Regions from separate parts of the Homo sapiens genome. Here region 2 is linked to region 1. Evidence: chromatin loops called from intact Hi-C (ENCODE). Cell type or tissue: CD14-positive monocyte. All regions are shown on one strand. Links, peaks and the distances in the headings refer to the core of each region. The heading gives the core; the rest is flanking DNA.

Evidence for each region. Peaks named below come from ENCODE experiments on the same cell type or tissue, not always from the same donor. Only the 100,000 strongest peaks of a DNase experiment are listed, where the experiment ranks them.
Region 2: a loop joins it to region 1, with 1.8 times the contacts of the local background. A loop is called at or near these places in 4 of 110 quality-filtered maps.

Annotation. Positions count from the first base shown.
Region 1 is chr4:81,553,576-81,570,302 of GRCh38, reverse strand. No RefSeq gene overlaps it. Among named protein-coding and RNA genes, the nearest start is that of RASGEF1B, 90 kb to the right of the region's middle. RefSeq lists an enhancer at 7,599-7,768. In CD14-positive monocyte, for the core only: no CTCF peak of the experiment used is centred there; DNase peaks (open chromatin) are centred at 4,972 and 8,012; H3K4me3 peaks cover 336 bases; H3K27ac peaks cover 2,593 bases.
Region 2 is chr4:81,607,606-81,624,332 of GRCh38, reverse strand. No RefSeq gene overlaps it. Among named protein-coding and RNA genes, the nearest start is that of RASGEF1B, 140 kb to the right of the region's middle. RefSeq lists an enhancer at 1,484-1,778. In CD14-positive monocyte, for the core only: no CTCF peak of the experiment used is centred there; no DNase peak of the experiment used is centred there.

The DNA of each region.
Region 1 (16,727 bases), core at 3,840-11,839:
AAAGAATGCTATTTTAATAACAGAAGGTGGTTGGTTGTTCCTTTTAACAGGATATCATCCTTGCTGTCAATAGATACTTTGGTAGTCAAGAGAAGAATGACAGAAAATAAAAGAATTTTGTAGCTCTTTTAATACCCTTGAAGCTGAAATAATTTAAAATATAACGAAAATGGAATATCAAGAAATGTTGATTTAAGGATATTTATTGTAGACATGTTTGTATCAGCAAAGGACCAGAAACAGTTTGTGTTCAACAAGGTGGGACAGGTGAAATAAATAATGGTAGCAGTTCTTAAAATGTGGCCCATAGACTTCTGTGGTTGACTATAAGAAGAAAGCTATTTTCTTAGTAATACAAAAACATTCCTCACCGTTTTCATTGTTTTGACATTTCCACTGCAAATGCAAAAGCAATGGTAGGTAAAACTTATGGTGCTTAGCATGAATCAACGTAATGGCTCCCACTATCTTCGTAGTTATTATATTCTTCACTACCACACAGTTTCATTTGAAAAAATAAAAATTTTACTTAAGAATATCCTTAATGAAGCAGTGTAGGTGATGACCAATTTCATTAAATCTTGACTTCTTGAGTACTTGTGTTTTAATATTTCATGTGACAAAATGGGAAGCATGAAAAAAGCATTTTTGCTGCATCTCGAAGTTCAGGGGTTGTCTCAAGAAAAAACACTCTGCAATTGTTTCAATTGGAAGTTGAACTATAGTGGAGTAACATTTTTCTTGAAAAAATGACTGACAGATAAAATGACAGAACTGAGTATTTGAAAGATACTTTCTCAAAAATAAATGAAGTGAACTTGCCAATTCAAGGAAAGCAATGGTCCATATTTCTTGACAATGGTACAATTTGAGCTTTCAAAGGAAAATTAGAACTTTGAAAAGCGGGCTGTCACAGTGGCTCACTGTAATCCCAGCACTTTGGGAAGCCAAGGTTGGCAGATCACTTGAGGTCAGGAGTTCCAGACCAGCCTGGCCACCATGGCGAAACCCTGTCTCTACTAAAAATACAAAAATTAGCTGGGCATGGTGGCATGCACTTGTAGTCCCAGCTACTCGGGAGGCTGAGGCAGGAGAATCACTTGAACCCAGGAGGCAATGGTTACAGTGAGCTGAGATCGTGTCATTGCACTCCAGCCTGGGTGACAGAGCCAGACGTCTCAAAAAAAAAAGAATTTTTTTTGCAAAGTATGTATCTGCCCCTATGAACTTGACAAAATCCCAATATTTAATAACTTTCTGGGAAGATTGGTGTTGATATTAATATAATTTTGTAGTATCATATAAAATATGTCAACATTTGAAATAAATGGTTAATGCATGATGCTATAAAATCATATATGGGTAAATGATTCATTCAAAGTGTAAGATAGCTCAATAGAATTTAATATAACAAAGTAGGAAAAGTTTATTGAGGTAGCTTCAAATTCTGTAATGCAACTAATCTTTAAGAAACTACCGGCTGGGGGCAGTGGCTCACGCCTGTAATCCCAGCACTTTGGGAGGCCAAGGTGGGAGGATCACGAGGTCAGAAGTTTGTGACCGGCCTGGTCAATGTGGTGAAACCCTATCTCTACTAAAAATATAAAAGTTAGCTGGGCGTGGTGGCATGCTCCTGTAGTCCTAGCTACTCAGGAGGCTGAGGCAGGAGAATCGCTTGAACCCGGGAGGCGGAAGTTGCAGTGAGCTAAGATCGTGCCACTGCACTCTAGCCTGGGCGACGGAGCGAGACTCTGTCTCAAAAAAAAAAAAAAAAAAAAAAAAAGAAGAAGAAGAGGAAAGAAACTACCACTTTGGCAGGGCTCAGTGGTTCATGTCTGTTATCCTAGCATTTTGGGAGGCTGAGATGGGAGGATCACTTGAGCACAGGAGCTCAAGACTAGTCTCATTAACATACTGAGACCCTGCCTCTTCAAAAGTTTTAAAAAATTATCCAGGCATGGTAGCACGCAACTGTAATCCCAGCTACTTGGGAAGCTTGAGGCAGGAGGATGGCTTGAGCCCAGGAGTTCCAGGCTGCAGTGAGCTATGATAACACTACTGCACTCCAGCCTGGGAGACAAGAGTGAGAGCTGTCTCTGAAACAAAAACAAAAACAAAAAACAAAAAACTACCACTTTGAGTTTCAGTGTAGTTGGAGAAGAACATTTGCAATTATCTAAAAAGCCTATTAAAATACTCCTCCCGGCGGAGCATGGTGGCTCACCCCTGTAAATCCTAGCACTTTGGGAGGCCAAGGCAAGTGGATCACTTGAGGTCAGGAATTTGAAACCAGCCTGACCAACATGGCAAAACCCCTTCTCTACTGAAAATACAAAAATAGGCATGATGACACATGCCTCTAATCCCAGCTACTCAGGAGGCTGAGGCAGGAGAATCGCTTGAACCTGGGAGGCGGAGGTTGCAGTGAGCTGAGACTGCGCTACTGCACCCCAGCCTGAGTGAGACTACGTCTCAAAAAAAAAAAAAAAAAAACTCCTCCCTTTTCTACTTCCATATCTGTGTTAGGCCAGATTTACTGCAACCAAAACATTATCTGCAACAGATTTAATGCAGAAGCAAATATGAGAATTCAATTATCCTCAATTAGGCCAAACATTAAAGAGAGTTACAAATTTTATAAAGTAATGCCATTTTTTTCTCACTAAATCTTTTTATTCTGAAAAATATATTAATTTTAATTTTCACCAAAAGTGTATTGTTTATATTAATATGCGAGGGGCTTATAAATAGATTAACTTTTAATTAATATATTTTTAAATGTATCATGATTAATTTCTGATACATAGAGATAGATAGATAGATAGATAGATCTATCTCTTTGGGATCTTTAGTAATTTTTAAGAATATAAAGTTTTCAGAGACCAAAAATGTTTAGAATTGCTGAGTTATGGTATATTGATAATATGGAGTTCTCAAAAGGGGGAAGGGTGGAAGTGGGGTAAGGGTTAAAAACTTACCTATTGGGTACAGTATTCACTATCTGGGTGATGGGTATGCTAGAAACCCAAACCTCACCATTATGCATTATATCCATGTAAGAAACCATTATGCATTATATCCATGTAAGAAACCATTATGCATTATATCCATGTAAGAAACCTGCACATGAATCCCCTGAATCTCTAAAAAAGTGGGGGTGCTATGCAATCATGGAAAAGAGTGAAGTAGATTTATATGTGCTTATGTGAAATTTATTCCATCCTGTATCGTTATGTGAATGAAGCAAGTTGCATTATAATATGTATAGTATGCTTCCATTTGTATAAAAAGGGGAGAATAAACATATAGAGAAACATAGTTATATATACATATTATTTATGTGCATGTTATATAAACATACATATACACATTATTATTATGAATGAACTGTGTTTACATTTGGAAAAGTGGCCTAGGATTTGGGTACAGGGGAAAATAACTTCATGGTATATCCTTTTCTATTTTTAATTTTTTTTACAATGGATTTATGCTATTAAAATTAATAATTTTAAAAAACAAGAATTATACAAAGAGGTAATAAATTGTCCAATATTTGATTAACATGCTTAGTAGGACAGAATTGGTCATAAACCCTAGAAATATTAACACTGCGTTTACCAACTTTGGCTCATTAACTATTAAAAGAATGTCTCCTTTTCAGTTCACAGTTTCAAATTTTAACTTCAATCATAGCAAATAAGTACTTTTTGTCCTGCTTCCTGTCTTTCTACAAACATTTATGTTTCATTAGTGTTAAGCAATTTTACTGGCAGTGCTTATTTTTGTTAAAATGCAATGGCACAATTTCATAGGGCAGGAAGTGTCTTTCCTTCTCACTGGATTCAGTTTATCGGATGAGGGAAAGGAAGACAAACAGAACATTTAGGACAGAAAAGATAAGGATCACGGGGGCAGAAATTACCAAAAGAATAAGGGGAACAAATGAGAATGAGAAAGGGATGGGTGACATTGGGAGGGGCGTGAGGCCAGAGAGTGAAATGGGACAGAGTGAAGAACAATCTGGAAAGAAATCAGGAGAGGAGGAGGCGGAATTAGTGAAGGGTCAGAGAGCAACTGGCTAGGGAGGAGTGAAAAGGGGAAAGAAAAGCAGAAATTGAAACAAGAAACTGAGTCGAAAACAAAACAAACAGTCTATTGAAGAAAAGTAGCCCCCACAACAAGTGACTGGGGGATTGCTGACCTTGGCTGCAAGAGAAATGGGAATAAAAATCTCCAGACGGAAATTCAGTGGAAACTGAGGAATTGAAGGGGACATGACGCTTGACAAGAGGGCAAATATTTTGATTTAGATGAGACTCTTTCCTTTTAGATATAAATTTGGGGTAGATAGTTTCCAGGTGCCAATGATGGATCTCTCTAGCTTTCTGTCCCCATGTTCCATCTGGGAGGCAGAATGCTAGGGAAGGGGATGCTGTGACAGCTGGGTAAGGAGCAGGAAAGGAAAAAGAAACTCCTGTGATCCGTTATCCTGTGAGGAGAAGAGAGGACAGTGAAAGGGTCCTTTATCCACTGGCTGTGCAGCTGGAGACCGTGTCTGTCCCTCCAGCTGAGCAGCAGCCCAGCCACTTCTGACCCAGACAGTCCCTGACAAACAGCGTTCCACCCACCAGCCTCGGACTGTGGCCAAGGAGCTGTGGGAGGCGGGGACTCAGCAGAGCAACCTCCAGACTAGAAGATGAGGGAAATGGAAATGTTGAGAGAGAAAGGCAAAGAGGGGACTCACATTCACAAAAGTGACACTTTTACACTAGAAAAACTTGAGTACCTAAATGGAGGAAGAAGGATAGGAAGAGGGGCCCTCACTCAAAGGAACAAGTCAAAAATACACCCAACTGGATTTTGACCTAAGGGTTTGCCTATGATTCATTTTAAGGAGTATTATTTATTCTGTGATGATAAAGAATTTGGGGGTTCTGTGTCAGCAGTTTGTCAGTGTTGTTATCATCACCCGGATGCTAGATTGCCCAATTTTAGGACTGAGCTCTGGCAACTGGAACCCAGTTCTCCAGGGTTAGAACTATGTCTAACCCTGATCTGCTCTTTGCAAGCAGCTGGCTGTGCCATAGAAAGGACATCAGCAAGCTCTACCAGGCAACAACAGAACTAGCTGCACAGGAGTAATGTACTGATCTGCCAGCATAAAACATGTGTTAGTCCACAGTGGATGCAAGGATGAACATCCATAGAAAGCAAGGACGGGACAAGCTAGTCACATTCTTGTCTTTTGGTACCATTATGACCTGTCTATATGGTTTCAGTTGGGCAGAAATATTAGCATAATAGCCCTAATATTGGGCTAACACTAAGAAAGAAGCACGTGTTCTCAAGTGATGCAAAAAGTCAGCAGAAGTTTTTTTTTAATTACCCTAAAAATAAGTGATCCTACCAGGAGTGGTGGCTCATGCCTGTAGTTCCAGCACTTTGGGAGGCCGAGGTGGGCGGATCACAAGGTCAGGAGTTTGAGACCCTCCTGGCCAACATAGTGAAACCCTGTCTCTACTAAAAATACAAAAATTAGACTTGCGTGGTGGCGGGCACCTGCAATCCCAGCTACTCGGGAGGCTGAGGCAGGAGAATTGCTTGAACCCGGGAGGTGGAAGTTGCAGTGAGCCAAGATCGTGCCATTGCACTCCAGCCCAGGTGACAGTGCAAGACTCTGTCTCAAAAAAAAAAAAAAAAAAAAGATCCTAAAACAGCTGGGGATGAATCATTCAACATAGTTGATCATTTGTCCCTTGAAACACTAGATTAATTTTATTGTAAGCTTTTTATGTGGAATTATATTAAACAATGTAATTCATTTTTCAGCTTCTTAAAAAGTATATTCTGGTTATATTTTTGCCTTTCTTTATTACTCAGTGTTAACTATTGTTAAAATTTAGTTATTTTCCTCTACAATTATATATTAATGATCTGGGACCTACTGAAGGTTGTAGACTTGTTTGCCCCTATGCCACAATCTGTATATCAACCGGATGCTTCAAGGTTTTCTTTTTATAATTTTCTGTTCCTTTCCTTGTTGCCACACTATCAGTAGCTACTCCACCCCTTCTCAACCCCCATTCAACTTGTTGGCTCTAATCTACTAAAGTCTTGGAAGTCAAATAGCTATGTGTACAAAAATTATGGATAAGGTAACAGGAAATAGGCTCTGAATCAGTACGTGAGCAAAATACCTGAACTTTAGTGTGTCAAATTTGTCAGTTTGTCGGTTTCAGTGTGTTTTGTTTTTGTTTTGTTTTATATTCTCATCTATGATCTCATTAACAGAGACTTCCAGGTGAATTCAGGAAAAATGAAGTACTTTTTAATATAAATTGAGGAAATCCTAGCCAATTGTTGAGCTTTATTGACCACAAACTTGACAGTGGAAATAATATTTGCAGAAAGGAAGGGCAGATTATTTTCTCCAAAATCAAAACATATTTATTACCCTAAAAACTTTAATTTGTGGCTATTTTACAAAATTTTAAAAATAAAAACTTTTTAGATCTCAAAACTTTTACCAAAGATACCCACTCTTAATATTATGGTCTTTCAGAAACTACCATTTAAATGACTGCTGGTTTTCTTTTAAATGGGAGTAATCAGATGGAATTATAGAGCTCATCATTTTGTATATATAGTACAAGTTTGTAACATCTCTACATATCATAAATATTTTTGCTTTGCAACATAATCTCCATTAAGAGCTCAATTATTGCCTAGTATATTGAAAGGGTATATGTCAATGTGTATATTTATTGGTCATTGTACATATCAGTGTATTTAGATTTTTCCACTTATTTTGTGAATTTATGTATTTGATATTTGAACATAATTTTTTTTACCAGATTGTTTTAATTTTGCCTTAATATTTTATTTTCTTTTGTCAGTTTTAACCATATTGTATAAATTATACAAGATAAATTCATTTTTCTAGCAAGATGTATTTTACAAAGATATGAACTAAAAAATAGAATTCATTTGGATGGAAACTTTCTTGACAGCACCCTGTGTGAAAACACTAATCAAAGACATCTGAGGTTGTTTTGTTTACTCAGATGTCAAAAAGTTTTTTCTCTCTCATCTTGCTTATTTTAAACTTTGTCTTCCTTTTCTCATTCGAAATAATGATTTTTAAAAGGCTATTCCTTTTCTGAATCTCCTGTATTCTCCAACCTATAAATAAAATCCTTCGACTCCTTTTGAAGTAGCAGTGATTCAAGCCTTATACTTAAACCAGGTGTATTGTTTTTATATTTATTGGTAATATATTACTTCATGGCATCCAAATGGATAAAGAGAATTTTGTTCACAGAATGTCCATACTAGAGGGAAATCTACTCACCATTGATCTTCCTCACAGATATCTTGAGAAAGAAAATATAGCTTTTATTCCTCTGTTTCTGAAGTACATGGAAACTATAGCAAGGAATTTAAGGTCATATTATATCACTTATTAAATGTATTAGGATTTATTAGTTGTACCCATCTAGCATGATTTTCAGTAAGAGGAGAAACTTCCATGTGGAGACTCAATAATAGATTTAAAATACCTGAGTCAGGTATTACACTTCTCTCAAAGATTTAAGGCATCCTTGAAAAAGAGTCTAAATGCAATAAGTTAGTGTAATATAACCAGTCTGCTGTGGAACACTTTCACCATGTCAGATCTCCCAGTAACAGGTTTTCTGAACTTGGGCTAGTGACAAGCTTACCTAGGCCTCAGTTTCTTCATTTGTAAAATGAAATGATTTGGTTCCATGAGGAGGCTGTAGATAAGCACAAGGTGCTACTCCTGGTTAGAATCTCAAAGAGAGTCAACATTAGAATGTTGATCTGAAAAAGCTGATATAGGAAGAATATTCTTCAGTTATGACATAGACTCCACCATTTATACAGGTTGGAGGGAAAAAATACTTTCTCATTTTCATGATTACAGCTGCTGGTTTCATTTCCTCCTTTGTAGGAACCCCCTGTTTTTACGTACAGGAAGGATGCTTGAAATAGAAGTGAAAGCAGAAACTCCAGGCAATATAGGAAACACCAAGTGAATGTATATGCCTGCAAGGGGACCTAGCTCTTTATCATTCTGAGTAATTTGGAAGGAAAGGTATTTAACAATGTCTGCTTCCTCAAACAATACCTTCCTTAGGTGAATGTACTGCCTAAAAGGTATTAAACATCTGAGTCCAAATTTCAAAGTAGAATTTCCCAAGGAATTTTCTTATAATAGAAATAAATGTTGTCACCTACTATCAGAGGTCAATTGAAATTTTTTGTTATAAATTCCTATCAACTTACTATTAGTAATTAAATAATTAGGGGCCTTTGAGTAGAAAGGCTGTCAAATGAGACTGGCAATACAGATGGCTTGTAAAGAGAACAGAGTCACCAAATACTTCTTAATGAGTAGCTAGTTCAAGGCAATCCAAAGCACCTCTCTATTTTGCCAAGCATGTTTTTGGTATGGTTATGGACATGGTGCTCCTGCAAAGACATTGCCCCAAATTCGGCATCTTTCTACATGGTTGCTTATGCTTCAAGCTGTTTAATAGCCACAGAGCCCTCCAAGGCTGGGCCTAGATTAGCATTTTTGAATCTTTTTTGATTATAACCCACAAAAGAAATGCATCCTAAACCATGATCCAGGACTCCCATATGTGAATGTATGCTTGTACGTATATCTACGCCAGTCAGAACGGTGATTTTTAAAAAGTCAAGAAACGACAGATGGTGGCAAGGTTGTGGAGAAGTATGAGCACTTTTACACTGTTGGTGGGAATGTAACTTAGTTAAACCATTGTGGAAGATGGTGTGGCTATTCCTCAAAGATCTGGAACCAGAAATATCATTTGAACCAACAATTCCATTATTGGGTATATACCCAAAGAAATATAAATCATTCTATTAAGAAGATATATGCATGTGTAAGTTCATTGCAGCACTATTCACAATAGCAAAGACATGGAATCAATAGAAATGCCTATCAATATACTGGATAAGGAAAATGTGATACATATACACCATGGAATACTATGCAGCCGTAAAATAGAATGAGATCATGTCCTTTACAGGGAGGGACATGGATGAAGCTGGAAGCCGTTATCCTCAGCAAACTAACACAGCAACAGAGAACCAAACATGGCATGTTCTCACTCATAAGTGGGAGCTGAACAATAAGAACACATGGACACAGGGAGGGAAACAACACACACTGGGGCCTGTTGGGGGTGGGGTTGGGGGAGGGAGAGCATTAGGAAAAATAGCTAATGCATGCTGGGCTTAAAACCTAGATGACGGGTTGATAGGTGCAGCAGACTTCCATGGCACATGTTTACCTATGTAACAAACCTGTACATCCTGCACATGTACTCCAGAACTAAAAATATAAATTAAAAGAAAAAAAAACAAAGCACATCCAGAAAGAGTGTCAGGAAATGATACTCTTACCAGATAGGATGAGATTTCCTGTTTTAGCGTATGTTGCTTTATTTGTTAAAATGCTGTGATGACCCACTATACTGACGATACAATCAACAAATAGGTTTCAGTCTACAGTTTGAAAAACATTGATCTAAATTAATAATAATTATGATAATAAAAATAGCAACAGTGAATAACAATACAATAAAAAGTTTCAACCAACAGAACCCTGGGCCTTCTTTAGAAGAATTAGTTATCTAAGAGTGACCTTGAGCAGGAGATATAGAGAGACTATCTTATAGTGTACGAGGATTTTCTGAAAATTAATAAAATTGTGACAACTGCTTTGGAGACTCTGTCTCATTCCACTGATTCATCTAAATACTGTTGCTTCAGATGTTAGAAAGATCTACTATATATACTCTGATCTTAACTGGACTTGAGAATTAAAAGAGAATTTAAATGTATAACATATCATAATTTTTTGAGCTGCTAAGAAAGAAAAAAATGCTGCTAATTATGATTGTAAAATCCCATGAATTCTATGACATTTAATAGACATGTTAAAATATGAAAAAACATACTTTTTTTGAAAGCGTTGCTTCTAAAATGAACACTGAACTAAGACTCACTTGGGGGCTCTCCTCAGGCTTTCTGGGTCCCATGTTCTTCCCTTCATAGGAGAAATGGGAGTTTGCTTATCTGTGGGGAAAATTAGCTAGGATTGTATTTTATTAATTTTGTGGAATTTTTTAGAATTATAAATTCAAAAGCCATCCTTAATGACAATCTGGATCCTACCTCCTCATGTTACAGTTGAAGAATCTGATACCCAGAGAGCTGATGTGACTTGCCCCAGTTAACACAACAAAGTAGAGACAAAAATAAGTTTAAAAGAGAAAAGAGGCGAGGTGCGGTGGCTCACGCCTGTAATCCCAACAGTTTGGGAGGCCAAGGCGGGCGGATCATCTGAGGTCAGGAGTTCGAGATTAGCCTGACCAACATGGAAAAACCCCATCTCTACTAAAAATACAAAATTAGCCGGGCGTGTTGGTGCATGCCTGTAATCCCAGCTACTCGGGAGGCTGAGGCAGGAGAATCGCTTGAACCCAAGAGGCAGAGTTTGCAGTGAGCCGAGATGATGCCACTGCACTCCAGCCTGGGCAACAAGAGCGAAATGCGGTCTCAAAAAAAAAAAAAAAAAAAAAAAAACAATAGAAAAGAGAAAAGAAAAAAACATCTAGTTGTCAGACTGGAAAGGAGAAGTGGCAGCCCAGGGAAAATTGGGGCTAGAACCCGAAGCCTCTGCTCCATTTGTTATGTCTCCTCAGCTTTTTTAAAAAAAATAGCCATAGGCTCCTTCCACCCTTTTAATTTAATATTTCCATTCTGTGAAGAGATATAAATTATTGCTGGAAACTCTTTCTCAAACATCGTTTACATGATGACACTAATATTTTTTCCTTCTTAAGAAACTCAGGAACTGCTTTGGTTTCAAACCAATTATTTACTTTCTGTCAGGTGATCAGGATCTTCCACTATCATCTTAATTTGTTTATTTATGGTTTATACCCTACACACTTTCTATAAGAATTAGCTGGATCAGCCTTTCCACCTATTCATCTTAATCCAGTCACACTATCCTATCTACTGTTTCAGTAAATCCCCTGCCATCATCTACATGTGGTGTGAAACTTTCCAGTTCTGTAACTTTACAAATGCTCTTCATTGTTAACTTCTGTTTTCTTGTAAATCCAACATTTATCTATCTCCTTTGGAAAACAATCTTTAATTAACATTGTTTTGTGGTCCATACATGTTTAAACATATTCTACATTCCTTTCATTTTTACTCAACAGTTAACTTGAAAGATGCTAACTGATCTTGGCTTTTATGTATTGTGTTCCCTTAAGGGTACCACTTTTGCACTGCCCTGACTTCAAGGATAATGCTCAATCTACAGCGTTTCCTGACTCATGTGGTCCCTGTCCTCAAGGAGCTAACAATTTAGTAGTAGCACATACTCCCCACTGAGCTACAGGAAGGAATACATGCACAAAACAGCAAAGCTGTGTTCATGCTTATTCATAAATGGTTGGTTCATCACCTCATGAATAGCAGAAGGCACAGAATATTTGGCTAACGAGAGACTCTGACCTCCTCTCCCAACACTCACTATCTGCATCTTAACATTCATCCCATACTTAACTATCTCCAGTTCCTCAAGGATGCTTTGTCACACCTCTGTGCCTTCATTCATAAGCTTATTAGCCTAGAGCACCCCTCACCCCGTTCTTCACCTGGACCAGACATGTCCTTTACAAAATCTCTCAAGAAAGGTTCTTTCTCACCACCACTCTGCCCATGCTCCCTTTCACCATGCGGCCATGAAGTTTGAGTGCCTATGGCCCATCACAGCACTTGTCACTGTATCCTAATTGTCTGCTGACATTTCCCTTCTCAACCAACCTGACAGGTACTTGTGGTAAGGTGCCAAGGATCCTTTGGCACCTCGAATGGTACTGGCAACTATAATCTGTGATCAACTCCCATTATCCCAGAAAAATGAAAAGAAAATAAATTTGATCAAAATGCCATCCCTACCCTTAAAGGGAATGACACTTTGTGAGGTTAGTGAGCAAACAGAACCACAGTTGCTCATCCTAGATATTAGAAGTTATTCTTAGAGTCAGACTGCTCTTCAGAGTTCATTTTTGATGGAGAATACGTCACATAAGCTTGTTAGCCATATTTTAGAAAAAAAATACCATCTTCTAAAAGGTTAGAGCCAGCTGGATTTCTGTTTCAAAGACTCATCAGGTAGCCTTAGAAATGCTCTCTCTCTCTCTCTGTCTCTCTTTAATACTGCAGTAGTTTTATCACTGCCATAATATTTTCCAGGTTGGGTAACTCCTGATATATTGCTGAGCTCATTTTCCCTTGTTTCTTTACCTTTTAAAACTAGTTATATGCATATTATCTTTAATAAAGTTCTATTAATTCATTTCAGTTGACTTTATCCTCTACTATTGCATACACTCCATTGACAATGTTTTCAGAGCCAGGGAAGGGTTCTTCTTAAGGAAGGAGAAGGCAGTTGAAATTTCTTTTCATGTACTCAATGAAAAACCTGAATATCAGTCAATTTGCATTCTGGGATTCATAGTCTAGAGATTCCCTGTGCCTTGAACCACAAAAGAAGCATATCTCTGGACAGATCTTTGGTGGGACCCAAATATGAATCATATTAGAGTATCTAACTGTCCTGCTTTGCTAGAGGTCAGGAAGTTTAACCTAGTAGAAATGAAATGGACTCTGCAGTCATATAAATATCTGCAGAATGCCACATGCATTGTGAGGATGATGCAAAGGGCATCTGAGTCACACAAAGCTTGATTTATCTTCTTCTGCAGTTTGCCACCTGGATAGTGTTGGGCAGTTTATCTCTATACCTCATGGGGTTCTTATGAAATATGTATGCAAAAGAGTACATATAAAGTCTCATAGGTATTTAATGTAAGGTACATATTAAGTGCTTTAAAATGTTGGTTATTGCTAATATCATTTCTAGGCTATTTTATAAAATTGCTACAATATTAAATAATTTTTCAGTAGCATCTCACATTATTCAAAGACTTAAATTTAAAAAACAGCCAATAGCCTATTGGGCTTCAACACCAGCATTGATATTGTAGATTTAGGATTTTTTTATGTTCCTTATTTCATTTTGTTTTGATTTTCATTCAGGAGTGACTGCTGGCTTACCCCGTGCCAAACACTAGTATTGTTAAAAGGTTGAATTGCACATGAATCTAGAATACTGTTATTGATATTCAACAGAGTTCCTTTTGTGTGGAGTCCTTTGTAAAGCTCTCTGGTGGCTTCTTTTGGCTGAATCAATTACTTTCGAAAACTTTATTTATCCAGGAAAAACCTGAACTGGGGAGATGACTTTATTAAATGACTCGTAAATCCAAGAAGCAGCTTCCAAATTATTTTGTCCATGATATGTAGGAAGAGAGCTCTTACAAAGTCAACAGGAAACAAGAGGGATTTGTTCCAGAAAATATAACCATGCCTACTTAGGCCATGAGAGAGTACCTCAAGATTCTGCCTATAGATTCAAGGTTCTGGAGGCAGATTCTGTAAGCAGCAGGTCTATTTAAAAGAGCACAGCATTTTGGAAAGCTCTTCATAATTTAAGGGTAAAGATAGATTACTAAATAGAGAAAATCTAGATATACAAATATTAAAATGTGAAGAGGGGTTGGTGGGATTGCAGGTAGATTTTTTAAATTTATGATTTCTTCTAACTTTAGTAATAAGATAAAAGTCACATAAAAAAGAAAGTGAATGCAGTTCAAAATTTATCAGAATGAAGTTCACAGACCTTTATATCAGTTCCTATCACCTGATATCAAGTCACCTTAGCTACTGATATAACTATGAAATGGGAATTGGATTATATTTAAAGTACCTGGGCTGAAATGCCCCTAGAAATTGCAATATTTGCAGCGATACTCATAAATACCTGGGAGAACAAGATAGATGTCTACGACATTTTTTTTCCTGTTCATGTGGATAACAGCATCTCCCACAGAATATTTTCAAAGGTACTTTTGCCTGGATCACTGAGACCCACATGCGTCCTTTAATACTTCACTTAAAATAGTGGTTAGAAACTGTGATGTTTATTCATTAAAACTGTGATCCTATCATTTAAAAAAAAAGAAGTGTCTGCTTGTTATTGCAAGGAAGTGGCACAGAAGCCTCTTAGTAAATAACTGACTTATCCCAGAGGACTAGGAGAACTGGACAAAAAGAATTTTACAAAAACAAACATATAAGCAAACAAACATATTTATAAAAATTAAGATACACCATATGAAGCAGAAACTTTAAAAAATGAGTAAGCTTGTCTTGCCTTCCAAAGTTAAAAAGGTAGTAATTAGAATTCAGAAAACAAACAATAGAAAAACTCACTGAATAATTCTTACCACCAAAGAACAAAGCCATGCCAAACGTCAGCTCGCAGAACCACACAGAACTCAACTTCTTCCTAAACCAGGAAAGATGAAGGAGATAATATAACAAAGAATGCTTTGTGTCTTAAATTTTGTTTCACTTTCTGGCGGCAAGATAAAAAGTCTCTTTCCCAAAATGAAGCCAAGTGATCTTGAAGGTAAACTCTGTGGGCTAGAAGCCATTCAACATTGAACTTTCAGTTAGACCTCAGTTAAACAAAAACTCCAGGTGAAGAAAGAAAACCCAGAGTCAACTGCCTTGAGAGAGACTGGAATAATTCCACACCTACTGATGGCTGAGCCTCACCCTTTGTTGAGTAAAAGTTTGTGTTGATTGTGGCAAGGGGATCTGCTGGGTATGCCAGGGAAGTGTATGCTTGTTCATTTTTGTATGGTCATTCCTTTCAGGCATGAGTCCTTCATGAGAGACGAAGTAGAGTGTAGGTTTATTATAGGTTTTAGGTCTATTTTTGAAATTGTGTTTGGTGCATTTAATGCAACTGGTAATTGCAAAATCCACCTCACCTGTGTAAGTGAAAAATATGGACTGTTATCTTGTTGGCCCTGTGAAATTCCGCACTTGGTATTTAGTATATACTCTACGTTCATTAGTTGCTTCTGACAAGATGTTCTGCCTTAGCACCCAGTTGCAGTCTTTTCCTTTTCTTTCCTGTTCATTATGCTTTAATGAGGACCATATGAGGGTAGAATATGTTATCTTTTAAAAGTTACGAAAATTTGTATAGGCAAACCATTTTCTTCAATTTGATGGCCAAATGTTAGAATGTTAGTTTTCATATCGTTTATAATCTTGTCACAATTTACTTAATGAAGTTTGGTTAGATTTCAGTGAAAATTATCTTCCACAGTAGTTCCCCCCACCCCCGTGCCCCCCATCCCCAACCCCGGGAAGGGGGCAACCTTACTACAATGAGTAAGTACGGTACAGAATTTCATGCAAATGAGGTGTGCCGGCAGTGTACTAATTTAAACGTATTTAAACAAAAACAAAAAAAAGAATGCACAAACACTGTTACTTAGATCACTGCAGCTTCTAGGACCCAGTTTCTTTTACTGATTTAAAAACAAAACAAAACAGAAAAACCTGTAATATTCAAATGAAGAACTCCTCACTCAAATAAAGTTTTATGATTAGTTGCTACCTCTACCTGCCACTCTAAACACTGCTTGTCTTGCATGGCAAATTATGTTTTGTGAATCATTGATCTGTCTTAGTTATTAATCATTATTTACCCAGAAATCCATGGATAAATAGACCCCACCAGCAGGTGGTTCAAGCAGTGACAGGTAGTAATATTTCTAGTCTTCTCTTTAAAGACTTTTCAGGGTGGGACACAAAAGGAAACTCTCCAAATGGTTAAATAAACATTTAGTTGAACAAAGATTGATTTCTACAATTATAGCAACATCATCCCAACAGAGATAGAGTAAAGTGAAGTTGTATATTGGAATTTTTACACATTATATAACTTTGCAATTCATTTGTTAGAGTAGTAATATGGTTTGGCTCTGTGTCCCCACCCAAATCTCATGTTGAATTGCAATTCCCAATGTTGGGGAAGGGACCTGGTAAGAGGTGATTAGATCATTGGGGCAGATTTCCCCCATGCTTTTCTCATGCTAGTGAGTCAATTCTCACAAGATCTTCAGGTTTAAAAGTGTATGGCACTTCTCCCCACCCCCACAACTTCTTCTCTTCCTCCCCACCCCTCTTTGCTGCTCCGCCATGTTAATATGAGCTTGCTTCCCTTTCACCTTCCACCATGATTGTAAATTTCCTGAGGCCTCCCAGTCATGCTTCCTGTTAAGCCTATGACACTGTGAGTCAATTATACTTCTTTTCTTCATAAATTACCCAGTCTCAGGTAGTTCTTTATAGCAGTGTGAGAATGGACTAATACAAGTGAGCAGAGTATAAACTAGATTGTAGGACTTCATGTAGGTATCCTGTTTGTCAGTATTTATGATACCAGTAACTTTAATTATAATGGAAGGTGTCATTTTTCTCCACGTATCTTTTACTTTTGAAATTCTATGAGCAGAATATTTATTGGTGCAGTCTTTCCCAGATATTTTTAAGCCAAGTAGTATTCCATTTTTCCCCCACAAATATGGTAATTTGATAATTATAAAATCTAGCCCTTATTGAAAAATGTTAATATATGTTATCAATGTTGCTAAATATCTAGCTGTGTGATTTTTGTTTTAAAGATAGATTCTGAATTGTTTGTCAAATAAATATTTAATGAGCAT
Region 2 (16,727 bases), core at 5,399-13,398, 52 kb before region 1:
TCCATGGAGTCTAAGCTCCATGAGGGCGAGACATTTTCTGTTTTGTTCAGTGTTGTATTTGCAGCATCTAGAAAATGCCTTGTTCAGTCATTACTTGTTGAACAAATGAATGAATTGCATTATTTATCTGAGTTACTTGCACAGAACTGAAGAGATATCACATTTATGTCAAAAGGTGTCTGAAAACTAAATAATGATAATTACATGAATGTTATTGCACATGTAAGAACAGCACTTAAGGCAAATTTTTTTTTTCATTAAATTAAAGGAAAACAACTACACTCAAAGGTAAAGATGTAGTCATTGGCCCACTCAAGTGATTCAGTCAAGACTTACTGGTCTGCCATGAAAATTTGTACCTGAACCAGTACCTTTCAACACTCACTTCCTTTTCCCTCATTGAAAGGGAATTTGTTTTTAGCCCCTAAAATCTCAGTAGCTTAACTCAATACAACATATGCAATGCTGGGTTGCAGGAGGTTGCAGGAAGTCCTGTTTTTGTGAAGTTGCTCCAGCAGAGTCCATCTTTCTGAACAGAGATGTTCATGTGGACCTGATCCCCGGAGGCCCATTAAGCAAGACAAGCAAGTGCACCTATCTTCTAAAAACAACAGATTCTGGCTTTTTTTTTTTTATCTTATTATGAAGGAAATTCCATCATATCAGCCCAGCCACTGACCTTGAACACTCAGGCCTGGCAGGAGGAGCTGTGCACGGTGTCAACAGGCCCAATTTTTATAAATTCACTCTGTTCCTCATGGTGAATTTATAAATTCCTCATGGAGCAGGGTGAATTTATAAAATGTTTGCAGGCAGTAGTTGTAAAAGTAGGCAGTGCCAGGAAACAATTAAGACATTTCCTATTTCTCTCAAAATTTTTAAATTATAATTTCTGGGTAGACTAATTGACAAATTGGCTCATATAAGGAAAAGAAGTTTACTTAGACTATTAAGAAAGAATATTAAGCATTATAAAATTTCATTCTTTTTCATTATTATAAATATATGTCCACTATAAGTTTTCAAAAGAAAATACAGAAATGCACACAGAACGCAATTCAGCAACAAGGACTCAAAAAATATTTTCACTCACTTGTTTTTTACAAGGCAGAATGGTAGGTGCTAGGGATACAGCAGCAAGGAAAACATAGACTTCTTGCCCCCATGGAATACTATTCAGAGATCATAACTGTTAAACAGTTAAATGTGAAATTGAAATCAGTGTCTTTTGACTTGACTCCTGATTGTAAAGAACAGGGACCTTCTTTTATTTGCACACACACATTTAACTTTAGGACATTGAAGCAAATGGGCATGGCCATAGCTTACAGCTACTTTGGGTGTAGCCTATTCTCAAATCAAAGTCACTCTCAGAGTGCATCAGACCTTCCAAATCAAGACACATGCATTGGAATGATATCATAGGCTATGAAAAGCAAATAAACAGCTGCATCTGCAACATGTTTTTTACTAAATTAACATAATTCTTAGCTATATTTCAAATGTGTGGATGCCACCCATAGAAAATCAGCAGGCAAGTGAATCCTCTCAGTTTATTATAAAGTTTAATATTAAGCTAAATTCTTGACTGATGGTAAAACTAACATTGACATTAGCTAGATTCCAACTTTCAGGCAAAACAAATAGGTTTCACAGAGACCAGAGTTCATGTTCAGCCAAAAGCAGGGGAATCTCCTGTGTAAAAGTTGGTAAAATAACTCTTCCTTACTCTGTGAATTCTGTCATAATACTTTCTGTTACACTCTCATTTATTTGGTGGTTGGTACTAGAACTTCTCAATTCTTATCAGGTCAAGTAGAGTCCAGATATAGACCAAATGTAATAATAAATTAAAGTGGATCAACTTTTGTTTTTATTTTTTAAACTATTTATATGCGTATACTAATATTAACAGATAAATTGTAAAGTTAGAAAGAGAATGCTAAGAAGAATATAATGGCTGTGTTGTCATGTCTTGTTTGTATTTTTAGCTTTTCTCTAAGAGTTTAAGTCAAGAGGATCATTCAATACATTGGGGAATGGGAATTAGAAGGTAGCTGATTCAGGGAAACTAAATACCAGGTTGGAGACACCTTTGGCGGTGAGGACACCTAAATACCAGGTTCCGGATCCACAGTGCTGACTCATTCTCTGAGTTTCTTAGCTGAGTTTTTTTTTTCTTTCTTTTTTTTTTTTTTTTTTAATTTCAGAGCCTAAATGGATTGTTCTCCATCGAGAGCTGAATTCTACCTCAATCTGTCTTTAGCTATTGAGTGAATTTTCATGGTTCAGAAATCATCTTTTTAAAATTATGATTATAAATTAAATGCTAGGGACACTCAAAAAGAGTAGACTGTCCGTTCAGAATATTGAGGATTGGAAAGAGTGTTACTTGAATTACTGGGGTGTACTTTTTCCTGGTGCTGCGCAACTGGGCTTTGCATCCGCTGAGTATCTGCCCTTCTCCAGAAGAGGCTGCCTTTCTCTGACAGTGGGAAGGTATTTCCTTGCCTGTGAATATGACTGAGGATGAAGTATATTAAGATATTCAGGCTCACCTGGTGTCATTCATGAAGGAGTCAGCTGCCCACATTCTGAAGACTTAAAGTGGCACTCCTGGAAGTAGCAGCTGGTGTGCATGTGGCTGCTAAACACTCACATCAGCCTAAACTGCAAAAATAGAAAGTACCAACACCAAAAATTAGCTTTGCATTTGGATGGAGGGCACAGTTTTCACTTCTCTTTAAGGCTGATTAATTATACAATTTACATGTAGCAATCACTTGTAAATTATAAGCAGCAGGCAACAGATGATACTGTAACTGTCGCTCAATAGTAATTTTTAGAGAGAGGCTTTCAAAATAGAATTGGTTTATCAAACAATGTAATTAAACAGGCTTCAAAAAGAAAATATTTAAACTCTCCTTATTGCCCTACTTTACCCTTTCCTATTTGGCCGAGGGAAGTCCTTTCTTAGGGGTTGTAACTATTGATTTCCAGGTGGATTCCAATGTTGCCCTTTGATGTAACATGACTTTATAGGTGCTACATGATATGCAAAAATGACCTTAGTGTGTTCCAAATCTAGTAAGTTTTAAAATTTTTCTTTTTTATGTCATCTATGTTTTTAAAATCATAGAAACTTAAAAAGCGAATTGAGGGAGATCTCATCCAAGGAAAAAATCTTATCAGGGGTCATGAACCAGTAAAACTTTATGCCAATCAAACATCAAAAATCATTACCAACATAACAACAGCAACAAAGCCAAACATGTTTCCACACTAGCTAACCAATTGAAATATACCAATACTACAATATATAAAATTCCTACAGGTTAAATTTATACAGTATTTTGATAAGCTGATTCAAATTTTGTATTTAACTATGAGAATGAAATAAAAATATAACAGCAAACAAAATTATATTTCTCCTGTACTCTACACTCACCCTGAGAAAAGCAGCATCTTTAAAAAAAAAAAGACTTGAGTGTAGATGGTGAAGAAATGTATGGTTTTCTTGTGACTTAGCAGCATTCTGACCTGTAATGTGTTAGGGATGCAAAATCGTTTATGATTATTAGTTAGCATTATTACCTAAGACTGTTTTGAGTTAAATTGGAATGCAGTATCAGCAGCTGGCAGTGAATGAAGAATATTCACAAACAATTTGTCATGCACTCCACTCCCTGGAATGTTCCATCTTTCTCATGACACACCTACCCTCTTGCCTAGGATGCTCCACACAGACACTGGAAAAAAATAACCCTGGAACATAGCTAGTGATGTTTGAAGTTGTTGACAGTTAACAGAATATGCTCTAAATACCCTTTATAAATAAATCAACTCTTTCTTGGGTTTAAAAATAATCTATATCATTGTGGTATATTGGTGAACAGCAGAGTCTTTGGAGCCAGACAATCTTGGGTTTAATTTAAATCCTTCCTTTGTCACTACTTGTAGTTGATCTTAACTAAGTTATTTGAACTTATTAGATGTGAGTTTCCTAATCTAAATAAATGTGAATCATACCTGTTTCATAGGGTTTTGCCTAACATAGTAGCTTGCATAAAATTGGCAAGTTAGAATGATTAACTGAGATGATTTCTGGCTATCCACCTGTCTGTTTCTCTCTGTCTCTGTCTCTGTCTGTCTCTCTCTCTCTCTCTGTCTCTCTGTCTCTCTCTCTCTGTCTCTCTCTCTCTCTCTGTCTCTCTCTCTCTCATCTATCTAGGGATGTATGTGTGTGTAAACATGTGAATACAGTATCTGCTTGGCAAGAAGTCAATACAAGATGTTACATAATGGCCTTAGGGCCTTTCTTCTTGCTATTCTCAATCTGTAATTCTTCTCTCCACATTTTTCAGCTGTCTTGTAAAGTTCTTATTTGCAAGCGACAGAATCCAGCTCTGGGTAATATTAAGAGAAAAGTAAATGCAGATGTTCAGGCTCACCTAGTGTCATTCATGAAGGAGGTAGTGTAAATTTGGTATTCCAGAAACATACTGCTGGAGGTAGTGTAAATTTGGTATTTCAGAAAGTTGGTAAAACCACTTTAGAAAACTTTTGGCATTGTCTGTATTGGATACATTCAGAGTCTATGATCTAGCAAGTCTATTCACATTTACAAACACCATAGAAAAATGTATATATGTGTACCAAAAGGTATAGACAAGGATACTTATAGCTGCATTGTTTGTAACAGCTTCAAACTGAAAACAATACAATGTCCATCAATAGTGAAATGGATAAATTGTGATATGTTCACACAATGCAATGCTACCCAACAATGAAAGTGAGTGAATGAGAGCCATACACAATGGCATGATGAATCTCAGAAACCTAATATCAAGTAAAAGATTGCAGATCCAAAGAATAAATCCTGTATAATTTCATTTGTGTAAAGTTCAAGAACAGGGGGAGAAAAATGATGGTTTTAGAAATCAGGATAGTGCCTTCCTTTGGAGTAATGACTCATAGGAGATGTGGAAGAGTTTCCACCAAGATAGGGTCTTGGTTGGCCTTCAGGTTGCTGAGCAGGAGGCCACTTGCCCCAGGGAAGGTAGAGATAGTATCTCTGTCCTCGTTGGCCCAAGAGGTCTGGGAAGGCATAGACTGCCTTGCTTGGAGATGTGAGAGGAAAGTCAGTCCCACTAAGGGATATGAGATGATTCCTTGTCCTGAAACATGCCCTATGTGTGCTTTAAAAATTTTTACCTTTCATAATAAAATTTCAAATAAAAATGTCATTGGCATTCATCCTCTCTACTAAAATAAATATTACTATCAATTTCTTTTTGTTTCTGAGAGGGAGAAGCTAGCATTTGTGTGGTACTTTACATTCTAGTTTGAAAGTCATGCTCATATGCTTTATCTCATGGAGTATTGCTTTGAGAACGAAACCAAAGTCAAGAATGCCTCTGCCACTGTGTCTTACCAGAATGGCCATTCCCAATAAAACTATGAGCTGATTAGGGCAGGTAAGAGAAATGGTAGTAGGGTTTTTATTTCTTTTTAAAAAATCAGAGAGAAAAAAAGTCTCAAACCCAGATCTGATGCTGAGTTTTGTGCTCTTCAATCCGAATGAAGTTTGGATAATGGATCACATTTTCTAATAAATAAAACAGCTAGTTTAACAATTAAAAAGTAAATGAGGCCAGGCACAGTGGCTCATGCCTGAAATACCAGCACTTTGGAAGGCCAAGGTGGAAGGATTGCTTGAGCCTGGGAGTTCGAGACCAGCCTGGCCAACATAATGAGACTCTGTCTCTACCAAAAGAAAAAAAAATAAATAGCTAGTTGTGGTGGCACGCACCTGTGGTCCCAGCTACTTGGGAGGCTGTGGTGGGAGGATCACTTGAGCTCAGGATGTTGAGGCTGTAGTGAGTCTTGTTTGTGCCATTGTACTCCAGCCAGAGCAACAGAGTAAGGCTCTGTCTGAAAGTGAGCACACAATGCTGTGGGATGAACTCTACAGCAGGTGCTGCCCTGGGCACATCCACATAGGAGTCACCTCTAGTCTTATTCTAAAGTCAGCCCAGGGAGGGCTCTCCTGTTATCAAGAGAAGCACATCTATTGATAGGTCCATAACTGCTTTTGTAAAACACTATTTTCATTCCTAAGAATTATAATCATAATGAAATACCTAAAATAATGTTAATTACATAGACAGTACTTTTAGGAGTATTTATTTGCTTGCCCCATTAGACTGGAGATCAAAATGGAAAGGCCTACTTTTGGCTTATAAATCACTGTGGTGTAAAACATGTAATCAGGGAAAACCAAGACCCAGTCATAGAGCAGATGCAATCTGGGGTGCCCCACTGCACCTGCCCTCTCAATTGCAGTCACTGGTTACTCCTGTCTCCTCTATTTCCTACCAAAACCTGATTTTAAAAGTTTATTCTCCCTCAGCCACTTTCTCCTTAGTGTGAATAAAAACCAATGTGCCATCTCTCCCAGGGAATTTTGCACATTAAGCCTTTTGCTAATTATTCATCACAGAATGAGCATCTCCCCGCACCTCACCATCAAGAAAGTTCAGGTTCAGGTAATCAATGGGTGGGGCATCTTTAACCTTTGCACTTATAATTGCCCCACCTGTCTACTTCCTGAGTGAATTATGCCAATGGATTATCACTCCATTTGGCATGTCATCTGCCAACTTGCCCCACTTAATTTCTAGTAACACAGAAATTTTTAGGAAGACTAGTTAAGGTCTATATTTTTTGGAAATGTTACTACTATATATGCTTCTTAGAAATATTAGTGTAATTCTGAGCAATCTTTTAGCTTCAAGGAGATTACGGTATCTTCCACACTATGTTCAGAGCTGTTTGTCTTACAAGAGTTAGTAAAAAAAAAAAAAAAAAAAAAAGTGAATCCAAGAGTCACTATAAGAAAGATGTAAGATTATCAGCCAAAATTCATATGCTTGTGAAACAGAGAAAGCCCTGAAAATGGGAGAACAAAGGCTTATTCTCTTTTCCTTAAAAGTTACATGTAACTATAAAGATGCATGGATATTTCTTGTTTTTTATTATTTTAGCATTTCATAGAATTTATGCAAATATTGATTGATATAATCTTTGAGAACAGAAATTTTGTTTGTCCGTATAGTCTCAGAATCCAAAGCTTAACTTCAGCCTGTAGTTAGAGTATTGACAGGTGCATGGACCACATGAAGCTCCTGAGTTTTTAGACAGATTGTTTTTGGTGATTTTGGAATCCAATTTGACTATCTCTGTCACTTGTATTTTACCTGAGCTCCTGATTTAGGAAAAGTGCTGCAATGTATCAAGTACAGTTTGTCATAGGACTCTAGCATTAAGATACATTTCACTTAGATGGCCATGAATGCCAAGGCAATTATATAGACGAACCAGTTTTTAAAACTGAATTTTGTCAATTACTTTTTTTTGTTGTTGAGACAAAGTCTCATTCTGTCGGCCAGGCTGGAATGCAGTGGCGGGATCTTGGCTCACCGCAACCTCTGCCTCCCGGGTTCAAGTGATTCTCCTGCCTCAGCCTCCTGAGTAGCTGGGACTACAAGCACGTGCCACCATGCCTGGCTAATTTTTGTATTTTTAGTAGAGACAGGGTTTCGCCATGTTGGCCAGGCTGGTCTTGAACTCCTGACCTCAGGTGATCCACCTGCCTTGGCCTCCCTAAGTGCTGGGATTACAGGCATGAGCCACTGCGTCTGGCACAGTTACTTTTTTCACTGCTCACCAACAGGATTGATGATTGTCTTGCCTGTGCTTTGGTGTCTAGAAATGCTTTCCCTTTCAACAGAGCTGGCTTCATTAATTGCAAGGCCCCTTGCAAAATGTAAATGCAGAATCCTTTGTCCAAAAAGAAGGGAAAAAAATGTCATTCAACATACTGAAATGTAAAGTGCTTTTTTTTCTTCTGTAGTCTCTCTCTCAAGTTGTCATGGTGTTTTTTTAATTTGCTATTTGTTGTCATTCTAAGAAAAATCAAAATTTAAATTAATATGAATTTTATCATTCATCTTTATATTGTACAATGTCAGCTTTGAATGTAAATGTAAGAACATTTAATTCATATCCAGAATCACTGAAATTATACAATTTACATTTTGTAGCTCATACATGCATATGTATTTCATTCTTACCAGAATAGTGGACGTGCTGTACAACTGACTCAACAGTGTTTATTACACTTCTTGATACACGTAGATTCTACCAACACTTTCTACTTTTGGCTAATATTGATGAGTAAATAAAGACTAAAAGGAAAAGGACTATATATTTCCTTATCATTTTTTACCTTCTATGTCACTGTTTTCAGCATAAGTGACTAATACAATAAAGCAACATAAATTAAAAAGTATATGATAAGGTTCCTTGGTTGTTTGTATTTCTTATAACACCACTGCTTTCCTATTGCCTACGAAGCAAGTTCTGGTTCAAGTGGAAAGCATGATCTCTTGGAGTTGTCAGCATCCTTGTTTACTCAGTTGAAGATACCACCTTGTACTTGCTTTGAGTCTTCCTGAACTCCCACACATTGTGATTTCACTGGAATTGTATGCTTACAGGACACTGCGCACACTATATTCAAATGGGGTGGCAAGTAGCAACAGACATGCACGTGGTACTCACCCCTCTGCTCATGTGCATCCTCCATTGTTCCATCCACCTTCACTTATAAAGCCAAGTTTAAGAATACAGTTATTAAGAATTTTTAAATGGCAACAACATAGCATTATACCAAGTGGGGGCCCAGCTGAGGACCAAGTTCAGTGCTATTGTGCTGATCAAGCATTCACAGAGCTGGTGAATGAACTATTGCAATGGTAACTTGTTGCCAAAATGTCATCCAGAAGGGCATCCTAGTATAATTTATTTATATCTGCATTATTTATTCACACCACCTGTGCACATTTTGTTCTTTTGACATGGAACAAAAGCAGCATACCTTATTCTAAAAGATGAAACCCTGCCTTGCCCATCAATATACAGGTTTTTTTGCCTTTGATAGGTACCTTTCCTTGCCCATTCTCCACCCAAACTCTAAAGGCACCTTCATGCTGTTCTTTTATTTTTTATTTTTTGGACCACAAAGACACAAGACTAACATGGATCTGAATACATGAGGAAGATGAAGTGAGGGCATTCACTAAGCACAGGCATAGAGCCAAGTCATATAAAAGAAAACTTGAATTTTGTTCTACAGTTAGTTGTGGGAAACTGACTGATTCTCCTGAATCTGACCTCTTTGTAAACTCAGATCCCATCATCTTGTTTTAGCTCCCAGGATCCTGCCTGATCTCTGGGCTTCCAGCCTCCCAGCCTCAGACTGTTTTTTTGTTTTCTTTTGGGTTTTTTTTTTTTTTTTTTTTTTTTAGTTTTGCTCTTTTTGCCCAGGCTGGAATGCAGTGGTGTGATCTCGGCTCACTGCCAGCTCCGCCTCCCAGATTCAAGCAATTCTCCTGCCTCAGCCTCCCAAGTAGCTGGGATTACAGACATGTGCCACCACACCTGGCTAATTTTTGTATTTTTAGTAGAAACGGGGTTTCACCATATTGGTCAGGATGGTCTCAAACTCCTGACCTCCAGTGATCTGCCCACCTCGGCCTCCCAAAGTGCTGGGATTACAGGTGTGAGCCACCACACGCAGCCTCAGACTCTTCTAATACATTCTTTACCATGACACCAATGTGATCCTTATAGGGCACATAGTCATCCAGACGTTCCTTGCCTAAAATATTTTTCTTGCTCTCCCTTGCTCTTAATTATCTTCATGATAATTAAGGTCCTTCATGGTTTAGCCCTGTCCAACTCTCCAACTTCCTACGTATCCTATGATCTTTCAGACAATGTGCAATTACTCAAATGTTTGCTCTCTCTTTCCTTTCTATTTGTGTATTTACCCACTGCCTAAAAAATTTTACTCTCTTTTCTTTGCCTGCCCCTCTCTTACTTGTCTTTTAAGAATTATCTTAGGAATCCATCCTTTTCTTTCTTTAACTATTCACTTTTTATTCAAGAAGTATTTGTTGAGTACCTGTGATAGGCCAGGTGCTGTGCAACAGTTTTGGGATATAGTGATGGACAAGAACAGAAAAGCCCCTGACCCGGGGGAAGCTGAGAGTCATCCGTGGTGGAGACAGATCATATATGCTTTCTCTTGAAAAGTCACGCGAATACGTGTACCAAAAAAAAAATGCCCAAATTAATTAAAATTACGATAAGGGTCACAAAGGAGAAATGTTTTCTGGAATTAGAGCATAGAAGCAAGTCAATATAACCCAGTGGAAATTACAGTTGAGCTGGATACTAAAGGGAAGATTGGATTAATTTAGAAAGGAAAGTGAAGAGTTGGATGCCAGGAGGTGGATCTGTGTTTTTGTTGTTGTTGTTGTTGTTTGTTTGTTTGTTTTTTTATTGGAAGAGAGAAGAGCATAAGGAGAGGTTCTGGGACAAGAGAGAACTTGATATTCAAGGTGCTAAAAGAAGGAGGAAAATGGTGCAATATAAATTGGAGAGGTAGGAAGAGGCCTGGCCAAGAAGGACCTTCTAAACCAAAGTGAAATTTTAGTCTGTATCTAAGAGCAGTGGGAAACTTCTGAAGTGTTTGGTTTAAAGGGGAGGAGAACAGAGTGGAAGGATCACACTTCAAAATTTTTTAAAGAGCTCTCTCAGCCATCATATCGAGAACAGATCTGAGGGGAGCAAGAATGGAAAATCTTCCACATTTCCAAGGAAGAGTTGTTTATGAGGGAAAGTAGAAAGAAGTGGGAGTTACCACTTCTATAAAGATTTATTGATTTCCCTAACCCTTACCCCCTCTACCTTCAACTCTGGATTAGAACTTCGTTCCTGTGTTCCAGTGGAACCCTGTGTTTATTTCATTTAATCTACACAACAACCTCGCCCAATGGTCATTAGTAGTATCTCCACTTGGTGTATGAGAAAGTTTAAGGTTTGGAAAGGTGTAGCAACATGCCCAAGTCTCTGCGAGTAGTAGATGGTAGAGCCAAGACCAATGAGAAGGGGAGATGAAGGCATGAGAAGGAACAGAGGGATAAATAAGTATAGTGTATGCATGGGAGACAGTAGAAAATTTTAGCTGTAACAAAAAGTTAAAGTTGAGATAGGAAGACAGATTAAGGCCAAAATGTAGTGCAAAATGTACACAAAGAATAAGGCATTTAAAAGCAGAGCTCAAAGGTGGTGAATGCTGTTTGTGCCTTTTGGTTCTGAGCGATACCCTAACCTAAATTAACTGTCTCTCCTTGCCTGTCATCCGCACTCTTACCATGTCCTTCCCTTTTCCTGTAATCCTAGCAAGATTCTATACTCTTTGGTGCACTTCCTCGCTCCTCTGCTTCCTAGAAACGTGCCAGTAATCTAGCTCCACTTCCATTTCCAACCAATGGATAAGTTCCCATGATTTCTTCAGTCTGTCCCCTCCTCTCTAGTCTTTCTGCTACTTTGCTAGTGCCGATATCCAGACATTAGCCTACCTTTCCTTGTTGTGGTACCAGCAGCCTAAATAGTTGCCTGGTTTGCAGTCTTTTGTCCCCTCAAACACATCCTCCTCTCCACGAAGGAAATCCACTGAAACATTGTTAAAAGAATCTTGTGGTTCTTGCCTTGCAACATCTCTCACCAACCCAGTCTCACTTGGGAAGATCTAACAGCACCAGATTATTTGTGGTTCACAAAAAAACTATTTTTAACTGCTTTTATAAAAAGCAGTTCTTTTTATTCCATACCTCTTTTCTTGCACTCGTGAGATTTCCTCCTCCTTAAACAGCATACATCTCTTTTCATATCCTCAGACCTGCCATCCTCTCCCACCCCACACCACTTTATTGTCACCTAACTTTTATTCTGTCCCCTTATACTCAGCTCCAGGGTCATCTCCTCCTGGAAGCCTCCCAGCAACAGGGGGTTCCTTTGTGTTAGATGCTCCTCCTTTTGCTCCCCCTGCATCTTCTGCATACCTCTAGCCTTAATATGTACCACTTCTTTTAAATAGAATTTGTTCACCTCTTTCCCCAACTACACTTTGGGGAGCTCCTTGAGGGTAAGGCATAAGATATCTCCAGTGCCTGCTCAGCACTGCCATGCAGAACCCCACCCCTTCAGATGTCTGCATCTGATTTGTCACTGGTCACTGCAACACCCTCTCCCCAGTTCATTGGAAAACCTTTCCTACACTGACTACCTTCTGCCCCGAGTTGTTTTCACCCATATTGAAGCCCTTTTTTTTTTTTTTTTTTTTTTTTCCCCTAGGATGCCTTGTATTCGTTGGCTAGGGCTACCATAATATAGTACCACAGTCTGGGGATCTCAAGCAATAGAATTATTTCCCCTCATATTTCTGAAGGCTAAAAGTCTGACATCAAGGCATGGGCTGTATTGGTTCCTTCTGAAGCCTTGCAGATGGGTGTTCTTTTCGCCAAGTCTTCACATGGTCTTTCCTCTGTACATATCTGTACGCTAATCTCCCCTTCTTATGAGGACACCAGTCAGATTGGATTAGGGCCCACCCTAATGACCTCATTTTAACTAATTACCTCTTCAAAGACCCTACATCCAAATACAGTCATATTAATATTTGTCATATTCTGAGGTACTAAGAGTTAAGACATATGAACTTGGAGGGAAAGTAATTTAACCCATAAAATGCCTCTTACCCGTTAATACCTTTCCCCAAACCTGCTGCCAGTCTCAAGCAGCTCCCACCTGCAGAGATGCAGGTTACAGCGTCCCTGCCTCCCTCTTTCCCTGTTATTGAAAGCACTCTTATGAGCTGTTTGCATTTGGACTCCCTAGTTCTGGGATTTTGTTTATGAAGTTGACCTCCAGTGATATATGGGAACTAAGGAAAATTATTTCTTCTTCTATGTGATGCTTTCACATGTCTGAATAGATGACTTCCTATTTTCATTTCCCTTCTTATTTTTCCAAACGCCTATAGAATCTAGAGTTTATATCATACAAGTGAATAGACTATTGTGCGCTGTAATATCACATGTCATGGTTTGACATTCCAAAGAGATGCATAAAAGATTGTTGATTGTTTTCAGACAAATAAAGAAGATTGGATCTTCCTTTTTATAACAAATAAAATAAAATATAAATTATATACTATACTTTTTATTGCTGAAGAAATGAGCCACAAAGAAGTTACATGTCAAGTAAGTGTCAAAGCCAGTTTTCAAATTCAGGTCTTCAGACTGCAAAGCCAACAATGTGCTTTTCACTATATCATTATCTTATTTATAAGGAACTTAGAAGCAGACATAAATGTATTTCATAAGCACTTACTTTTATAAGCCTATGCTTATTTTATTAACTCGATTACTTTTTAAAAATATTTAAAATATTTGTTCATTGTTGAAACTTTCATTGTATGTTTTATTTTAAAAAAATTTATATTTATAATTATGGTTTATAATAGAAAAGTATTGGATATGTTTACAATTTAAAAGTAAACATACTCATTTAAACTAACAAACTTCTAAATAATCTATTTTGTACCTTTTATAATTTTTATAATTGTTGTGCTTTTTATTTAAGCATTTAAAAAATAATTTCAACTTTTAGTTTTAGGGGTACATGTGCAGGTTTGATACATGGGTGTATTGCATGATGCTGAAGTTTGGGGTAAGAATGACCTTATCACCCAGGTAGTAAGCATAGTACCCCATACGTAGTTTTCCAGCCTCTGCCCTCCTTGCACTCTCCCCACTCTGGTAGTCCCCAGTGTTGGTTGTTTCCATCTTTATTTCCATGAGTACCTAATGTTTAGCTCCGACTTGTAAGTGAGAACATGTGGTATTTGGTTTTCTGTTCCTGTGTTAATTCGTTTAGGATAATGGCCTCCAGCTGCATTCATGTTGCTGCAAAGGACATGATTTCATTCTTTTTATGGCTGTGTAGTATTCCATGGTGTATATGTACCGCATTTCCTTTATCCAGGCAGCTGTTGGCAGGCACCCAAGTTCATCGCAAGTCTTTGCTATTGTGAATAATGCTGCAATGAATGTATGTGTTCATGTGTCTTTTTAGTAGAATCATTTATTTTCCTTTGGATATAGACTCAGTAAGGGATTACTGGGTTGAATGGTAGTTCTGTTTTAAGTTCTTTGAGAAATCTCCAATCTGCTTTCCACAGTGGCTGAACTAATTTACATTCCCAACAACAGTATATAAGTGTTCCCTTTTCCCCACAGCCCTGTCAGCACTTGTTGTTTATTGACTTTTTAATAATAGCCATCTGACTGTTGTGAGTTGGTATCTCTTCGTGGTTTTGATTTACATTTCTCTGATGATTAGTGATGCTGAACATTTTGTCACATGTTTGTCGGTCACTTGTATGTCTTCTTTTGAGAAGTGTCTGTTCCTGTCTTTTATCTACTTTTTAATGGGGTTATTCAGTTTTTGATTATTGAATCAAGTTTTTTAAAGATTCTGGATATTAGAACTCTGTCAGATAGTTTGTGAGTCTTTTCTCTCATTCTCTAGGTTGTCTGTTTACTCTGTTGATAGTTTCATTTGTTGTGCAGAAGCTCTTTAGTTTAATTAGGCCCCACTTGTCAATTTTTGCTTTTGTTGCAATTGCTTTTAAGGACTTAGTCATGAAGTCTTTGCCAAGGTCAATGTCCAGAATGGTGTTTACTAGGTTTTCTTCTAGGATTCTTATAGTTTGAGGTCTTACATTTAAATATTTAACCCATATTGAGTTTTGTATATGGTGAAAGATAGGGTCCAGTTTCATTCTTCTGCATATGGCTAGCCAGTTATCCCAGCACCATTTATTGAATAGGGAATCCTTTCCCTATTACTTATTTTTGTCAGTTTTATCGAAGATCAGATGTTCATAGGTGTGCAGCTTTATTTCTGAGTTCTCTGTTCTGTTCCACTGGTCTGTTTATATTTCTGTTTTTGTACTAATACCATGCTCTTTTGGTTACTGTAGCCATACATCATAGTTTGAAGTTGGGTAAGGTGATGCCTCCAGCTTTGTTCTTTTTGCTTAGAATTTCCTTGGCTATGCAGGCTCTTGTTTGGTTCCATATGAATTTTAGGATAATTTTTTTTCTATTCCTGCAAAAAATTGTTAGACATTGTTAGTTTGATAGGAATAGCATTAAATCTGTAGATTGCTTTGGGCGGTATGGCCATTTTAATAATATTGATTCTTGAAATCCATAAGCGTGAAATGTTTTTCCATTTGTGCCATCCATGATGGCACATGATGGCACATGATTTATTTCAGCAGTGTTTCGTAGTTCTCCTTGTAGAGATCTTTCACCATCTTGGTTAGATGTATTCCTAGGTATTTTACTAAATTTTGTGGCTATTGTAAATGGGATTGTGTTCTTGATCTGGCTCTCAGCTTGAACATTATTGCTGTATAGAAATAGTACTGATTTTTGTACATTCATTTTGTAGCCTAAAACTTTACTGAAGTCACTTATCAGTTGTAGAAGCCTTTTGGTAGAGTCTTTAGGTTTTTCTAGGCATAGAACCATATTGTCAGCAAAGAGAGATAATTTGACTTGTTCTTTTCCTATTTGTATGACTTTTATTTCTTTATATTATCTGATTTCTCTGGTTAGGACTTCCAGTACTATGTTGAAAAAGAGTGGTGAGAGTGGGCATCCTTGTCTTGTTCCTATTCCTAAGGGGAATATTTCTAGCTTATTTACATTTCTATAAATTTTTATATTACTTATAAATAAATATTTTTATATAAAATTCTTATAAAATTAGCAAGGAGCTAAGTTACAGTACTTAGAAAATATTTGCTGATTGACAATAGGTGAGGAAATCTATTTATTAAATTATAATAGAGATTCAGTGATACCTGCTATTCTACTCTGAAGAAGGCACCAGGGAAGACTAACAAGAAAATATTTTTTATTAACATGAAAAATAATAGTAGCACTTATTATGTAAGTTTATTTGCTGGACTGAATTTTAAAGTCCTCCAAGCAAGCCTATGATATAGGTACTATTCCATTTTACATTTGAGGAAACTGAGGCTTAGCAAGGCTCATTAACTTATTCACGGTCTCAAAGGTAGTAAGCTATGGAGCTGACATATTTCCGACCCCATGCTCACTGTCTCACTGTGACACAAGCTGAAGAAATTACAGGATAGAGACATAGTCAGCGATTACTCATTGAAACCAGGAACATATTGGGTACAGGCACTTGAAGCCAGTGAAGCTCATAAAAGGGACATTGGTCATCTGACACTGAGTTACTTCACCTCTGTGGTGTTTAGTTCTAACTTATAAATATGAGGCTGATGATGGCAGTTCCTCAGGGATTTGCTGTTAAGCAAAAAAGAGTTGGATGTGTGTGTGTACATACATATGTACTATATCTCTAAATACATATATATGGTACATATATATGTACTATACCTCTAATATATATACATATATAGTACACATGTACATATGTATATATGTATAAATATATAGTACATATGCGTGTATATTAGAGATAGCTGTATAAACCAGTTCAATCCTCTTGAAAAGCAATAATTGGATAGTAAATAAAAAGAGCCATAAAAATGTCTATATTTTTGGCCTGGAAATCCTACTTCTAGAAATATATTCTAAGAAATGATTCAAAAGGCAAAAAAAAAAAGAGCATATGTAATTACAGGGAGAAAATGGAAATGATAAAAATATATATCAAGATACAAAATACATTATAGTCTATGCTGATGG